Linked DNA regions of Homo sapiens: region 1 is linked to region 2. The links are chromatin loops, found by intact Hi-C in ENCODE. Cell type or tissue: MCF 10A. All regions are shown on one strand. Each heading gives the region's core, and the rest is flanking DNA. Links, peaks and the distances in the headings are about the cores only.

Evidence for each region. Hi-C counts contacts between places; a loop is a spot of excess contacts. Peaks named below come from ENCODE experiments on the same cell type or tissue, not always from the same donor. Only the 100,000 strongest peaks of a DNase experiment are listed, where the experiment ranks them.
Region 1: it touches region 2 in a loop (10-fold over the local background); 3 of 110 quality-filtered maps call a loop at or near these places.

The regions. Positions count from the first base shown.
Region 1 is chr4:92,301,678-92,311,053 of GRCh38, forward strand. It overlaps GRID2 (glutamate ionotropic receptor delta type subunit 2), which reads left to right and starts at 2,289. Exons shown (of 16, transcript NM_001510.4): 1 at 2,289-3,067. The coding sequence starts at 2,980. RefSeq lists a silencer at 3,821-4,115. In MCF 10A, for the core only: no CTCF peak of the experiment used is centred there; no DNase peak of the experiment used is centred there.
Region 2 is chr4:93,760,875-93,768,874 of GRCh38, forward strand. All of the region lies in intron 14 of GRID2 (glutamate ionotropic receptor delta type subunit 2), which reads left to right. Among named protein-coding and RNA genes, the nearest start is that of ATOH1, 64 kb to the right of the region's middle. In MCF 10A, for the core only: a CTCF peak has its summit at 3,934 (motif pointing left); a DNase peak (open chromatin) is centred at 3,957.

The sequences.
Region 1 (9,376 bases), core at 1,377-9,376, 1.5 Mb before region 2:
AGGCTTTTAGAATATATTACAGGCTGTGTCCCAAACTCCAGAGATTCTGATTAAATTAGCCTTAAGTGACCATTTTAAAAAGCTTCTCAGATTATTTCAAAGTGAATCTACATTTGAAAACTACTAAACTGGAGGATTTGGGAATAATGAAAATGCTTTGCTCACAGTACACTAAAACATTTCCAAGAGGGGAAATAGTATGAATATGACTATACAATATTTGACTTTCTCCAGGACAGATACTCATTAGCCAGGACTGGACTAGTTAATGCTCTGAAGTTCTTCCTAGTTATCTTATTCTAAGATATCATGGTGTTCTTTCCATGTTAAATGGTTATAATTTTTCTTGATAGAATACATAATGACTTACCAATTTTTAGAATGTCACTGTAAATAATATTTGAAGGAAGCTATGGGGAGTGCATCTCTTCTTTCAATTCATTATCTGAATAAGCAAAGTATAATCTATGGAATTGCATCAAAACACTTTATAAAGTAAAATGACATTAACACCAACATTAATATAATCAATATTGAGTCAATGTCTACTAATGGAAACAAAAGATAAGAGAATGATCAAAATTGAGAGTAATTAATCAGTGAATGCTTCTTGGAAGCACTGGTTTGTTCCAGATTCAGAAGGAAGTGATGAAATTCAAGTCAACAAAGGGGTTCTCTGTAAAATGCTGTGTTGAATAAAATGTGAATGAGCTTTGGTTTTCACTCTCAAGGCATTTATGATCTAACTTAGTAGTAGTTCTGTCTAACTCTAATACAAAATAGGGTGTGTTACGACAGCATAGAAGATAGATGGATTTATTCCACATTAAAGGACTGGACACTACTTCATGGGCAAAAGGAATTTGAACTAGCCCTTGAGATGGTGAAGGAGAGTGGTTGGGAGGACAAATACGTGCTTTCCAAGCAGAAATATTAACATAAGTAAAAATATGGCAGCAAAACATTTTCTGGAATGTTCAGGAAAAAGTGTACAAGATGAATGAAAACAGCCAGAAGTGAGAATGTACAACTGTGTCTGGAAAAATAGTAACCCAATTCAGAAGGCTAGAGAGAAGGGCTCAAGTGAGGGAACGGGAGGAAAAGAGGTTTGCCAAACTTGGAGGTAAGGCTTTGAAAGGTTGTGTAATGAGCTTGACATCCACACATCCAACATTCCTAAAGAATTCCAATTATAACTGAGACAATATTATGACATTAATACCTGACCTCGACTAGTCACTCGATTGTGTTAACAAATCTTCAGTTTGCAATGAGGCCAGATTGACATAAGTCAATCATTATAAGAAAAGAAGTCACAATGATCAGGATTTTATCTTAAGGAATAAGCTTGCAGAAAATCCTTTCACTGGAGACTGAGAGGCTGTCATTCAGGACTTCCTCAGCTTTTTCCATGGAAGAGAGTACCCAACTTCCTCATTCGGAATTTATCTACATAGGTTATTAAGCTACTCAATGAAATATTTTGACCAAATGTTTATGAAAAATTTTTCTGTTTTATTTAATTATTCTGCTTTTTTATTTTAATTTCAAGATCTTTTCTATCCTGATAGAGAAGAATTTCTATCAATAGAAAGGATTTCAGGAACCTTTCTCTATCCTGATTGCCTAAAAAATACACTGGAGACAGAAAAAAAAAATCATTGTATAAAAGGTAATTAGCACGTTCTCTCCTTTTTATAACTTTATAATTGAAATCTCATTAAAAGCTTTCTAGGTCTGTATTTCCCTAAGTGACCAGGTGTCCCTAATTTGTTTTCAACCAATGTGACTAATTCCAGGCAAAGACTAGAAAAAGTCTGATACCTGTTAGAGAATAGCAAGGTTAAATAAGTGGGGTGGCTTTTTTAGGTTGCATTTAACCTCGTAAAATAAAGAAAGGAAAAAAAAAGCTTCAATGTCTTTTTACAGTCCTGCCTTTTTCTCAGTCCCGGTTGAAGATTCCATGGGAAATGAGAGCACTATTTTGTTTCTCCCTTGTATTGCAGATAGGGGGAGGAGGTGGTTATTAGAGAGAAGCTCTTCCTCTCTTGGTTTCCCCCTCTCTCCGCCTGACAGCACCGCTCTCTCGCAGGCTCGCTCCTTCTCCTAGGTGATCCATTTCTAGGCAACGTGGGGCTGGTGCTGAAGCTGCCAGGCTCGCTCCTTGCTTCCTGCATCCCGCCAGGCGAAACGCTCCAAAAGCATCCTGCAGCCTGCGGCGGCTTCCCTCCTCTGGCCCGGCCCCGCTGCTCGCGCCCGGCGCAACCCCCCCGCCACCGCGCCCCAGCAAACCGGCTCCCCGGGCCCGCCTCGCCAAGCTGCGTTCCGCGCCTCACGCAGAAAGGGAATTTTCTCTGCATTACTATCTGCATTACCTTGAAGTTCACTTTTTCTACCCCTCTTGGAGAGGGCTTTTTTCCCCCCTCCCTGGTGGAATCTGGCTGCTCCGTTTGGAATCTCCTAATCTTTCCTTTCCACTTAGATTCTGGCAGCGAAGACCAGTGATTCTCTGCGGGCTGTAGGGGCGGGGGCGGGGGTCTTTTTTGGTCCGAGAGGGTGCGGGGAAGGGGGCACATCCGGCGTGAGGGGGGTGTTGGAAGTTGCAGCGGAGCTGGGACCGGAGACCCGCGGCCCCCGCGCAGCGATGGGTCTGATCTGAGCCCCAGCCTCTCCCCCTGCCCAAGAGCAGTAGAGGCTGGATATATTTTTCAAAAGCCAAACTGCAAACAACTCTGGCGATGCCAAAATTCCCCTCCAAGTGACACGGCTTTGCGAAGGAGGTTTCCTCAGGCTGGGCTCTTTCTGTCATTCCCTTCTGCCTTTCTCGGCGACGATAAAAGGCTTTGCTCTGGCAATAGGAATTTAGAAAAAAAGAAAAAGCTGCGCTAAACTCCACCGTGACCTCAAACTCTTTGGACTGTTTGAAAAAAAAAAAATTGGAAGAAAATCCATCCTCCAAGAGAATCGGCATAGGAGGAGATGGAAGTTTTCCCCTTTCTCTTGGTTTTGTCCGTCTGGTGGTCTCGAACCTGGGACTCGGCGAATGCGGATTCGATCATTCACATCGGTAAGAAAGTGTTGGTGCAGCTCGTGGTTACTTTTACCGTTTCAGTTCTCAAATGTTTCCCCTTCGCTTTCCCCCTCTCCGGTCTCTGTGTGTCTTGTTGGAGGTGGCTTCAGTTCATTGCCCCTTCCCGCTACCCTTCCCTCACACTTGCTCAGTTTTCTGAAAGGATGTGGATGCTCGAACCTCGACTGACTTGTGCTGTTGTTTTGCAGTGATTCGTGGAATGTGGCTGGATGCGTGGGGGTCTCGAGTTGACCTGAGTGTGAGTGTGTGCTGGGAACTGCAGGGGGATTCTAAGTGTGTGGGGAAAGGGAGTTTAATTGACTCTTATCTTCCATATTTTTTTTCCCGGATGTACATTTGCTCCATTTAAAAATTTATCTTTGGGGGAGCAGAGAAGCTGTCACCTGTGAGATGAAAAGAACTGGGCTGGGGGGTAGGGGGAGCTCCCTTCGGATCGAACAGGTGGTTTTGCAACGTGAGCCGGCTGAGTTCGCCGCAGCTTAGTGCGATGGTGACGGGGGTGCCGGATGCGCCCCCAGCCACCCTCTCTTCTCACATCTTCTTGGCTTTATGATCCTTGCGTGTAGTCTTTGAGACGGTGGCAGGAGGGGCTGGCGGCAGTGTCGCCAAGGACTGATTGTCGCGTGCCTCGCCTCCTCGGACACGCTCCCGGGGCCTGGCGCGGCGGCGAAACTGACCCCGGGGCGCTTGGGAAACGCGGGGAAGCGAATGCGCGCAGGCTGCTCCCGAGGTCTGCTTAGCAGATATCCGCCTTGCCTCGCCTCGCCTCGCCTCGCAGTCAACTCCGAGTAGCCGCGCAAGGCAGACAGCGAAGGCGCCGGGACTACTGCGGGCCGCGACTCTGAGAAGGACTGCCGAGCGGGCTCCGAGATGCTGGTGGCCCCACCTATTGGCAACCAGACGGGCCGGGACTGGCCGCGGCGAGCAGGGGCGGGCGGGGGGCTGCGCGTCATTATCATGCACAGCGCTCGCAGCTTCAGGCTCCAACTCTACTCACTTGCTAATCCGTGAGAGCTGAGCGGGAGACAGGCTCTTGCAGCCTTTTCTGCGTTAATGCGACGATTTCTTTTTCGGAAATTCGCTTACCGAGCCAGCAAGGTTTCTTTGCTGGGCTGCAGAGAGGTCCCTTTGGGGGAATTTTTCTGGGCACAGGACTTTTATCTGTACGCATGGCTTGGTGTTCTGCAAATTGAGGCGACAGATGGGTCACAGCTTCTCCCCTTTCTGTACCCCTGCTTCTCCACCGCACAACACGCATACACATACACACACGCACGTACACATACTCCTGGTAGGGGAATCTGCTGCAGGTGGCGATTGTGCCCGCCCAAGCGAGGGATTTCTGTCTAGCGTGCGCGCCCACAGTGGCCAGCCCCTCCGCTCCAGGGGGCTCCCTCTCTTGGTCTCAGAGGCTGTCTTTGTAAACATGTCTGCCATTCTCTATCATTTATATCAGTAGAACTGTCTGTCTCTGTGCAAGGGGTAATGAGGTCAGGATTCAGAAAACCTAGCGTTTGTGCATTAAGTAAGTCAAGCACTAATAGCTTGCCTGCTGGATCCCGTTTTGCCTGGGGGCTAACAGTGCCTACAGATTCAGAACTTTTCAGCAAGAAATTATGGTCTCATTGAGTGGTTCAGCAATGTTCTGATAGAGTTCAGAAATGAACTATGCTCCTTTTAGAGAAATGGCATACATTTATATCTAGTTGTAAATGATTGGAGCAGGAATGCAGATATATAATCATAATACCTTTATATTCATTGTATGATTAGGGATTTCTGATGTAGGCTCCTCATCTCTCAGGAGGGAAAGCCTGTGGAAGAATGCTTTTTTTAAATCGCTTATTCTGTGGTCTGCATGATAAATACATTATTTACAAATACCTACAGCTTTTGCTATCCCTTACTAGTTAAATATTATTTTGCAATGCAGTCTGGACATCTGTTTCAAAATAGAACAAAACTGTTGTATTTTTTAGTTTGTATACTGTTGTCTGTCAGAGTGGCTATAATCACATTTAAAAATTAACTGTGTACAAATTACAGATTTCTTTAGAAAGTTGGTTGTATACATTAACTGTGTATATCCTACTAACAGATATAGTTACTTCTGAGACAATTAATTTGACTTGAATATAATTAGTACATTAGATGAGATAATTAGCTGTTTTATAGACTACCTAATATTGTCATGAGGCTAGCAAATTGTTTCAAAAACTTTATCTTTTATAATATATCGAAAAACATTAACTCCTAAATTAAAAAAATAAAAAATGATGACGGGTAGTATGTGTGTAATTCAGTGCCTCCACCCCTACTCTCAGCAAAAGTATAGTAAATTCAAAACCGAATGTCCATATTAAAATTGTAAAGCACCAGTTAACATGAATTGGATTAGTTTCCTTACTTGTTTGAATAGGAAAAGAATTAATTTTCTTTAGGAGGTGTTGCCTTCATTTAAATATTTAATGTGAGAAATATGTTTCTGGGGAAATATATTAGTTCAGGACTGAAGGAATGAATGTGATGAAACTGGAGGGAAAGGGAATATTTCACCTCTAGCGATGGAAGGAGATATGCAGAAATGAAAGGTTTTCCCAGCCTCATGTGATGTGTTCAAGCAGAAAGTAGCTGCAATATGTAGTTCAGGCAAACTGGAAAGATGAAAAGACACTGCTCTAAGAGGCTTTTTATATATTGAATTATTTTGGTATTGAACCAACTTATATATACATGAAAATCATCTCCTTCTTTCTCTCTTTCTCTTCAGTTTTTACCTCATGCCGGTAGTTTAATAAGGTCAATTACACATTTTAAACTCTAATATGTTTTGTTAAACATATTGATTCACTACAGTGATGAAACATAATGGTTAAACCATAATGATTGAAATGAAAATGTATTTATTTTAGTCAAAAATGCACAATTTTATGATTACTTTGAGTTTCAAATATTTAAAAATATTTAATCATTACGTATATTTTTAATACACATCCACACACAGATACACAACCATATAGTATTTAAAAATGAATCACTTCCATTGTGATCTTCTTTGCCCCAATTAAAGAAAGGTCTTTTGACATATAAAAACTATGCAATTTTGAATTATGCTTCTACTTTGAGCCTATGCATTGATTGAGTAATTTCATCAGACCCACATTACTTGATTGCTTAGAAGTTTCCTAATGATCTGCATGCTGTAGGAAGAACCAAAAAGTCGTGAGTGGAATGGCAATGATACTGTGTTTTATGAGGCTATTCAGAAGTCGCTCTGATTTATGTAGCTAGAAAGCTCCAAAGTCTTTGAGATTAGCCACGCTGACTGCTATTTTCTTCATACATCAGTCGTCCCACACTCTTTACTCCCTAAACACAACAGGAGTTTAGAGCACTGCTTTAATTCAGCAGGGATTAGGTGGCATTTCCAGTCAACTGCACAGTTTGTGTTTTGCTTCATATCAACTATGGAAGATCTCATGTTTTAACAGTTTAATATATGCTCCTTTCTTTATCTGGTTCCTGTGCTCACAGAACTGATTGTAAATTAGCTGTCCTCAGTTATACATCTCTACAAGGGAACACTCAAACAGTGTACTTATTCATATATTATACAAATCACTAGCATATTTTTGTTGTTTTCAGTCATAGTAAAATACCTTATGTCAACATGGAGTAGAAAAGATGCATTTATTCATGTTTTTCTCACAAACAGATGATACTTTATCCTCTGAAATCATAATCAGCTGTGATATTATATTTGAGAAACCTAAGATAATCCACAGAATATTTTCACTATGAGAATGTTCAAATTAAAGTACAAAATCGGGTAAATAAAAGGTGTCAACACATTAAAAACAATAATAGATTGTAAATGTAAAATACCAGTTATTCTTACTTCTGCACTAAGGATTATTTTGACAATTACAGCATATAAAAGCATTCCCAGAAGATGTGCTGTTCTTTTACCATTTTTTTTTTTCAGTTGACTACATGATTTGCATTGGTTAATGATAACCCCCAGGACTCCTCAAGGATTTTTTGGATTGTGTAAGATGTCTCAATGATATTTTATCCTTTTTCTACTTATAGTAGTTGTTTGTTCCTGAAGTTCTTGATAACTGTGTAAACGTCTAGAATGTACTAAGGGACTTGGCTTTACTATTCTTCTCTGTATCATTAATACAGTTATTTGAAGCACAATTCAAGTGTGTATTAAGTTAGACAATGTTGTTATTAATCAAAGATACCAACTATGACATGACTAATAAGCCATTACACTAAGGGCCTTTGCTTTCTACGCCAGGTGAAATGTACATCCACTAAATATCTGTTATAAATTTTAAGCCAAATAGGAATAAAAATCCAGGTGATTAACTTTTGATTTATTAAAAAATAAAAGCCAATTGAAATTGTTAGGAGTGATGGAAGATACATTTTATTCCATTCTGATATCTCAGGCTAATTTTATCATATGGTAATTTTATCTTAAAGGGCCATTGCAATTTCAAAAGCACACTTTTTAATCCAGAAGTTTTTTTTCTTCACCTACACCTACGTATATGACTTTATTTTAAAAAGTAAGATATTCACATTTCTATTGGATCATCATGATATTTTAGATTACAGACAGCATATTGGTGAGTAGCAATACTTAGAATGTATTACTATAGTATAATGTTTATTAGAAAATACATTTATGGCCTATAAAGATATCTTTGCCATTAGGTGTCACTGCATTCTGAGCTGTATTTTTTTTTTTAGTACTACTTGAAAACCACATGAAATATTTTTAAAAATCTCAGAAAAAAATGTCATTTTAATGAGGTTTGTGATGCTGTAAGAAAATAGGTAGTTTTTATTTTCAAACTAGAAAAATAAATATGATCCCTGTCTCTTATTCTTGTAAGAATTTAATGCTAGGACATATCAACACACCTGATACCCTCTAAACAAATTAGATTGCTAGACCTAGTGATACAATTTTTTTTCTTATATTTAAAATAGGAGAGAAATATCTTCTTAAACTAATACTTATTCTCTATGAATAAAATCTAAGACACCTGGAAGGATGCAAGTGTGTTTAATACTGCTGGAGTAAACACACATTAGTGAATAAAGTAGTTTGTTAAGCAGCTTCTAACGGTGGTAGCTCTGCTTACCTATGGGATACTTGAGGTCCCAAACTGATTGTTGTTTTTGAGACAAAACATATGAAAATAGAGTTGTGGGGAAAAAAAAACACATGGACACAAATACATCTAAAAATAATGTCAACCATTGAGTTTTATGAATGACCATATATGTTTTCAGATAATTTTTGCCTGGTTAATTGTATGCATTGTATCGATTCCTTGCATAGTTGCACCTCCACCACTACTATCACTACAAGTACCACAATTATAGGGTTTATTTGTTCATGTAAAACTCATAACTATTCTCACATAGTAATTTATTTGTTTTGTAAAAAGGCACTATCTTCCTTCTAGCATATTTCATTATAAGAATAATGGAGGATGAAATTTAGGGCAACTTTTAATCTGATAATTTAGTTTTAACATTGGCAAACTCACATTATTAGAGAATGCAACACTAGTTTAACTGAATGAATGGTTTGTCTTATGTTAGATTTTGCCCTATGCCAAAGTTCATTAATTATTGGAAAATTAAATGATTAGACAGATGTCTAAAAGATAAGAAAAAATACTAAACAGTTCTGGAATTGATTATTAGAACATCTATGGATTCATGTCATTAAATTGGCAAATTTTAGCATATTGATGTGGACACACATTTCAGAGAATTTGACAAACATATGGGCAATGTTAAGGTATAATAAAAAAAAGTATTCTGGATTAGAATTTAGAAGGTATTGGACTAAATCTCAATTTATAAATAGCTAATTGAATACATTGGAAAGTTATTTAATTTTTAGTCTTCATTTTTATCAACCCTAAAATAAGATTTAGACTAATGTTCATTTAATCTCTAAGATTATATGAACTAAATGGAGAACAATTGCTATATTTAAGGAGGAACAGAAAGGAATTGGGAGAAGAGATACAGTCAAGTGTGGCTATATTTAATAGCTGCCTTAGAGTGACCTTCAAAAAAGGAAATACAAGGGGAAATAAGGAACATGAAATCTTAATTACACAAGTTAAGAACTCTTTAAATTGAAGATGTCTTTGTTGCAAACAAGAATTATGTACATTTCTTCATCAGGTATTCTGGATAACTAGTATCTGATTGAGAGAGCTGGATTTGTTTTTTGTTTTCGATTTT
Region 2 (8,000 bases), core at 1-8,000:
GGCTCAAGCTCCCATTGCCTAGAAAATGATTCAGGAAATACAACCCTCAGAAGACAAATACTACCTCATCTTGAATAAGTGAGGCAGTCATCTTTTGGAACATGGGCACTTCCAATCTCAGAATAAATGCTCAGATATATTTTACAATATAATCAGAAAACCAAAGAAATTCAAAATTCACTTGAAGGATTATGTGGCCATTGTTCATATACAGTGCATATGTGAAATTCTCTCTCAGCGTGGTGAAATGTGGACTCAACACATGATCACTCTGTACTCATTTAAAGATGCACATGTCATAACAGATATTACTACATGTTAATACATATTAATACACTATTGAAAGAGCACTGGAATAGGAGTCACCATCTCTGGTTCTAAAACGGACTCATACTTTCCAATGATTGGACTTGCTATATCACTTAAGCCACCTCAACTTCAATATCTTCATCAGTGAAATGAGAACTTATTGGCTTATAGAGTTATTTTCTCTGAGGTTTCCAAAATAAGTCAGAAACTATAGCCAGAAGGTCATTCTGGCAGCTTGCCTGTTTTTACAAATAAAGCCCACTTGTTTACTTACTTTCTACGGCTGCTTTCACACTACAAAGGCAGAGTTGAGTAGTTGTGATGGACACCATATGGGCCACAAAGTCTAAAATATTGGCTATCTGACCCTTAACAAGAAAAGCTTGCTGACCTCTAGTCTAAAAGATGATAGTTATGAATTTATTTGAAATACCATGAAGTACTATTAACCTATATGATAGAAACTCTTGGTGGATTGAAATTAAGCAACTGCCATTTGGCTCAACTAGCTAGAAGAAATAGTTAAAAGTTCAATTTAAACAAAGGAAATAGCTCCTAATAGTTTCCCTTACACTATTTGATATTACTGAGGTATTAGATGCTATCAATAAATATTTGTTGCACTTAATGTTACCAACTGATCACTAAGAGATTTTGCTTAAGAAAAATAATCGATTGATGATTGATTCACAGGAAGTTGATAGAATTGATTTTTACAACTCTGATATGCAAATTGTAATATTAGATATGCCAATCAAAGTGCCACTATGCTTAATTGTTTAAATCTTAATCTTTGAGAAGTGCTTCTGCTTCGATGCAAGATTACCTACGTTTTCCAAAGCTAGGATGAAAAAATTGATGAATGAATGAAAAACCTATTGAGCTAAAGTTTTTTCTGAAAATCATCTGCATGCTATTATTAATACTTTCTCAGTAACCATGGAGAGGAAAATTTTGTGAAAACCCAGAAAATGAATTTAATAATGTGGATATTATGAGCCAAAATAGATTTATTCAGTGTGTGAAAAAAATAACTTTTTTTCAGAAATTTCAAAATTTCTTTCTCAGTGATAACTGACATTAAACAGTATTGAGTAATGGGACTCTCTCCTAAATATCTTTTTAATTTTGGTTACATAAAACTCATAAGTAGGTACTGATAAAATATTTTTGAAATATTAAAATGGTTATTTTATCCTCACGAATTTCTACCCCCAAATTGCCTCAATACTTCCAAATTGAAGAAGTACCAAAAGGTCTTGTATCATAGAGTTTCTGGCGTTACATAGCTATAATTATCTTTCACTATGACAGGACAAGAAGCTTGAAGACCTAGGGTGTAAGAAGGATATTCAGGAGAGGAAAGGAAGCCTTACTTCTTCTGACCAGAGGATTCTAACAGAGGTCAGGAGAAGAGAAAGGCAAGAAGACATTAGATAGATTGAAAGGCACAACAAGGGTAGAAGACCTAATGCTTCTCTTCCCTTTAGGGTCTCTGGGGGAGTTCCCAGGGCACACCAGGCTCTTTAACAACAGAGAAGACCTCAGATCATTAAGAATGCAGAGCAGCAGGGTCAGGAAAAAGCACAGGTTCAATAATCATTCCCAGGCCTCCCTTTCTTTCCTGTGCCTCGCATGCGGGGTTAGAGCATATGGACCTGCCTTGGGCCCCTCCACAGTGAATAACAAGGTGAGGTCATCATACCATCTGGAGGGCTACAGAATCATCAGGGGCTGGATAAAGAAAATGGCAGAGGCTCAGAAGGATGTAGAGCACCCCAACAAACCAAAGGAGGCTGAGTCAGCAGGGAGGAGCCCATAAGCCCTACATTAGCCAACTTTTAGCACCTATAGCCTTTGCAGACTTTAGCAGCAGTCACCTATTAATCTCTAAAACTGAACCCAAGCCCATCCCACCTCAAAGGAGAGCTGCCAAAGCGAATTCAAGGACCTGCAAGAGACCAGCCACCACCTTTCCCCTAAATCCCTAATTTCAGGGATATAATGCTGTCCTCCATAAATCCTGATACCATTTTGAAAAAGAGTAAGGGAAAAGAGAAGAAATGGGAAGAATTGAGTAATTCTCTCAAGTAGATTGAGCTAAAGCTAGAGACATGTTAAATTATTAGATGAGATTAAATTTTAAATCATATTGGGCTAAATTTAGTTTTTTCCCCACTGCTCAGTAGGCACAGTCCTCCTAAGATCAATTAAGTTATAGAGAAAAGCTACATTTTCTCTGCATACCCAAATTGTAGCATGAATACATTTGCTATCACACTATAATTATATTGTTTGGTTTAGAGGAAACATATTGATGAGACGTTTACTCAGGGTTTAAGAAATCTCTGAAACTAAAGAAGATAGCTTTTCTCTGCATACTTACATATTAGAAGCTGTGTGAGATAATGGAGAGAAATGTGCTGGAAGGCAGACCTGAGTTCTAAGCCCAATTCAACTATTTATTATCTGTGTGAGCAACTTAAAAAGTCATTTAAACTCTACAGCAGTGAGATTGTGTGTTCCATGTGAAAAATCTAGGGAATCATTATGCCGGATTACTTAGCGTCTTCATCCATAAAATGGGGGAGGAGAAACAGACGGGGAAGCAATAATGTCTGCAACCTTTCCCATTCTAATTTCCTAGTAGAAATGACTAAAAAGGCAGGTGTCATTTTTCTTAGGTAACCAGTAACCAGTAACTTTTTTAGTTTGGTTCAGTAGGAATTCACCTATGGGCCATGATTCCAGAAAAGTTTGAGAGGAACTTATTGACAGCGATGGTATTTAAGGACAAAATCAGAGTGACCTATGTGGGATTAGAAATTTGCGTCCAACTTTCAGCAACCTGTTTTGTAACAAATAAATTAATTTGAAAATCATTTCCTAGAGTAGTGACTAAAAATGGTAAGGGATCAAAAATTAGTGTGAGTCTCAAACACAAATGAGGCTAAAAAGGCTCTTCAAGATGAATGCCTAAACCTGTTGGATTTCTTTAATTTTAATATGAAAGAAGGATCTTTTGATTCCTCTACTCCCTTCCCCTGAAATTTCCTCATTTATACCAATAAAGAAATCAGTGCAATTTTCAAATTGCAATTAAGTTTTATGGACTTCTAAAATTTTTCTGTTCAATGGGATCACAAATGTTTTAATATTTTGGATGAAAAAAAGGAAATGAGATGTCCGTGTCAGTGAATCAATCATTCATTGATCATATGGGCATGTAATTCTCCATTAAGAAGTATGTACCGGAACAGGTCCAAAGAAAGAACAATAGTGATACATGTGACAATAATAAGTCTAGCTTTAGAGTTGCAATAGCCTTCCGCGTGCCAGGTAATGAGCTTTTCATGCATCTTGCTCACTGAGATCGTCACGTGTGGTCTTATTAATTCACACCACAATGACCCTCAAAAGTAAGTGTTGTTATGCATCACCATGGTGTAAAAATAGCAGGAATTTTTCTGACTATACTCCAAAAAGAGATTTTAGCCGTTAGTTCATCACAGTCTAATAGCTAAACTTATTTCTAATAGTTTAAGTATTTACAGCCCCACAAAGTCTATACTTCAGCACTTCAATCCCATAGATTAACAATAACCACAGTAACTCTTTGCTCTCTATGAGCAAATACTGCCATCTTGTGGAAATTGCACGCCAAACAGAACATTATTGTTCCATAAACTCAAAAGTTTTTCTTGTGTTTATTAAGAATTTTGCAACTCAATTTTTGCATTGTCATACATACGCGCACACACACACACTCGCACACATACATACACATTATTGTTGCTTATAATTACAAGGTACAATTCTTTAGATTTTCAAGTTCAATTTAAAAGGGCCAGTGCTTTGGGAAGATTGAAGGGAACATATCTCTTTGCTTATTATAAGAATTCATCCTATTCATCTTCCAGGCAGTGCATTATATTTTACCACACTTGCTTTACATAATCTTTAAATTGGGTTTTTGTTAAATCATAAAAAGGAGGCCATAGTGAGACCATTCTGATGGAATTTCCAGGAACACTAGATTTTGTAGCAAAATGTTATGACAGAACTCTGGACTTAGAGAACACTTTCATTCCCTTCCAACACTTGTAGCCCATGCCAGCCTGTATTCCTGGAATCTGTTGTCAGGGGTGACTGAGGGGTCAGATGGTCCAATTTCTCTGTACATCCCCAAAGATGAAATCTCCCTGCAATGCCCCAGCCACTTGTGCTGCCGTGAGCATAAAATAAACAATACAAAGAGATTTTTGTGGCATATTCGTACTTGAAGCACCTAGAGAGGGTGCTTCCTTCTTTCCCCTCGATGATCTCCTATCGCTCAGCTGGCTGAACCTAAAAATTCTGCAATTAAATGATTTTTTTTGGGTTTAAGGCTTTTAATTCCTATTAGAATTTAAATAGGTGAGGTATTATATATATATATATATATATATATGAGGCATATATATATATTTCAATAATGATTTCTAAAGTCAAAATATTTTCCAAGTTTAGAAAGAATAAGGAGACAAAATTAAATAAAATGAAATGCAAGGGCCCCAAATACCACTGAGAAGAAAGTGTAGGCAGTAATTAAGTTCCTGAATGAAGGAAGGAATAAATGAACATGAATTGAGGGCATTAAAAAAATGGCTTCACAGTGTCACTCAAGCCTCTCCGGTGGAATGTGCAGTCGTGGTTTAGAATAAATTTTGTACCCAAGGAAATGTCTGGAATGAAGTCATTCTTCAACTGTTTATTAAATGGATAGATGAATAAAACAGGAATGGAATAAATTAGAAAACAGCATCAATCGTAAGAAAAAAGAATAGGATCTGATATCAGAGTTTAGGATTCATTTACCAAAACTGTGTTGAGTATATTCCATCAATAAATATGCACCTGCTCTGTAGGAGGCAATATGGAGGATGAGTACACACTCTCGAAAATGGAACAGACTGATCAAGTAATTATAAATGATGATAAGTGCTATGAAGGAAAATTCTTACACTTTCACAGTGTATTAGTTCGTTCTCTCACTGCTATGAAGAAATACCCAAGACTGGGTAGTTTATAAAGAAAGAAGTTTAATTGACTCACAGTTCCCCATGGCTGGGGAGGCCTCAGGAAACTTACAATCATGGTGGAAGGCACCTCTTCACAAGGCAGCGGGAGAGAGAATGAGTGCTGAGCAAAGGGGAAGCCCCTTATAAAACCATCAGATCTCGTGAGACTCACTATCACAAGAACGGCATGAGGGAAACCACCCCCATGATTCAATTATCTCCACCTGTCCTGCACTTGACACGTGGAGATTATTACAAGGTGAGATTTGTGTGGGGACACGGAGCCAAACCGTATCACAAGGCTACTGACCAATATGGTGTGATGCAAATAGGAGAGCAGGATAACAGGATCTCATTTTGTGCCCAGATGTATTCTCATTAAGCAAATGTTGCTGTAGTTGCCTTTTATATCTACAAGTACTTATAAACTCAAATTTAAAAAGAATTATTTGTTCAAAGATGACTACATTTTTCCTCCAAGGTAATCAATGGTGCTCTGACTACCTAGAGCCTTTAGGTGGGCAAATACATAAGGGATGTGCCATTATTTTTTATTATTATGGTAAGAATTCTTAACATGGGTGCTATTCTATGAAAATTTTTAATGTACAATACAGTATTGCTAACTATAGTTACAATGTTGTACAGTAGTTTTCAAGAACTTTTCCCTCTTGCATAACTGAAGCTTTACACCTATCGACGAGCAATACCAACATCATTTAAATGATATTCATGAATAGGCCAGGAAAGTAATTTTGATACCATGATTACATCTTTGTGTGTTGCCTAACACAGTGCTGGAAATTTCTACAAGTAGTTGCTTCTTTGGATCAAGAGATTATTTCCCATGTGTATTTCTTAAACCTGTTACTTGGAAAGCAAAATGAGAGAAGGGGAATGAAGGTCATAAGTTTGGGAAATGCTGAGTTAAACAAAATCATGCCGTTTTCTTTTCTGCTGGTCTTCTGAGAGTCTTTAATAGGCTGACATCTTTGTAAATTCCCAAGAGTGTGTTTCTCAGAATTAATAACCACAAGGCCCTTTTCTTACAGAGGTCTTGTAGGTACTGGTTTGCTGTGAAATGCACTTTTGGAAATTCTGGAAATGCAAATGGCTTTTTCTGGAATGGAAGCTGGAATAAGGGTGACATATAACCCATTAATATTCATAATCATTTTAGTAAATTCAATTAATCAAATTAATTACTCTTCTAGAGCAACACTCTAGACAGATACATTTCACAGGAAGCAAGGAGAAAAGGTCCAGGTTGTGGGGGAGGTTTCAGAACAGTCTCAGTCCTGGACTGCCAGCACGGGGCACCAGAGCTGAGGCTGTGGGAACGTCTGGGAGAGATGACAGGGACCTGAGACCAACCCTCTACCAGAGCCTTAAGGGCTGGTCTCACTCTAGTTTAACTCAGATTAAACACTGACCCAACTTCCAATGCACAAAATCTTCTTCCCTTTATCATGTTGCTTGTTCTTCTAGCCATGTGGATGACATGAAACAGGTAAAAAGGTCACTACAACTCCATTCTCTGAACTCTTAAATTGTAAGCAGTCTCACCCCAAATAATCCAAGACCTTGGGCAAGAGTACAAATATAGGTTCACATACCCCAAGTCTAATTATGTAAAAATTATGCATTAAACTAAAACCTGTTTGATATAATATATTCTATGTTCTTATCTGGACAAATATACCTTCATGACCCCTGGGAGGCCAGGTTTAAGTTTCTATGTGACTAGCCAGGAGGTCTGAACTGACCCAGGAGCACAGGGCTCTGGGGCCCTTTCTTTCCACCTGCAGCTCCAACTTGCACGCTGAAGTGTCTCCTACGCAAGGCTGTATACACCCGAGCTCACTCATCTGAGCTCTGTCCACACTCTACAAACTCCACCCTATAGAGCTATGGTGCACCCGTGGCTGTAAGATCTTCTGCCAGGAGGACAACCCTGGGAATAGGCCTGGCAGGCCCTGGAAGAGCACTAAGCTGTTTGGCCAGGAAATTCCAGGGAACCCAGAGGACGATGCACACTCTGTACAGGCACACAGCCTTGGTCTGATCTTCCTTGCCCTGTGAAAAAGGGCATAGCTGGAGGAGGGCCACATCTAGGCTGGCCTCAGGTAGAGCCTAAGAAGCACTGGGAATTGAGAATAATTCCTCTATGAAAAACACACTTTAAAAAGCTGCAGTGTGCAGCTACCCTCAGACTCTGGGGAGGGGAAAAAGAAGCAGCAGAAGAAAAAGAAGAGGGTTTTTCCTATTTGAATTTAACTACTTCTGAAAGCCTCTGGTCAGGTTTTCTTCTTGTTTTCCAAGGTAAGATTACTTCCCCTTTGGCATTAAAAGGGAAACTAGATCAGTTGTGCGAAAAACCAAAAAAGATGTATTTTATCAACTTGAAACTTATCCCAAGGCTTCCTCTCACACTGTGTTAAATAATAGGTCTTCTTAATTGAATTTCTTTGTGTGTAGCATATGCTGGGTGACATTACGCCAGCATCTTGCTCTAAGCAGCAAAACGTTCTTCATAAAAGCATTAAGATCCTGAGTATCATTCTGGATGTAGGAAAGGGACACAGAACTACAACAACTTGAAAGCATATAAAAACAGTGCCTCTGAATTGT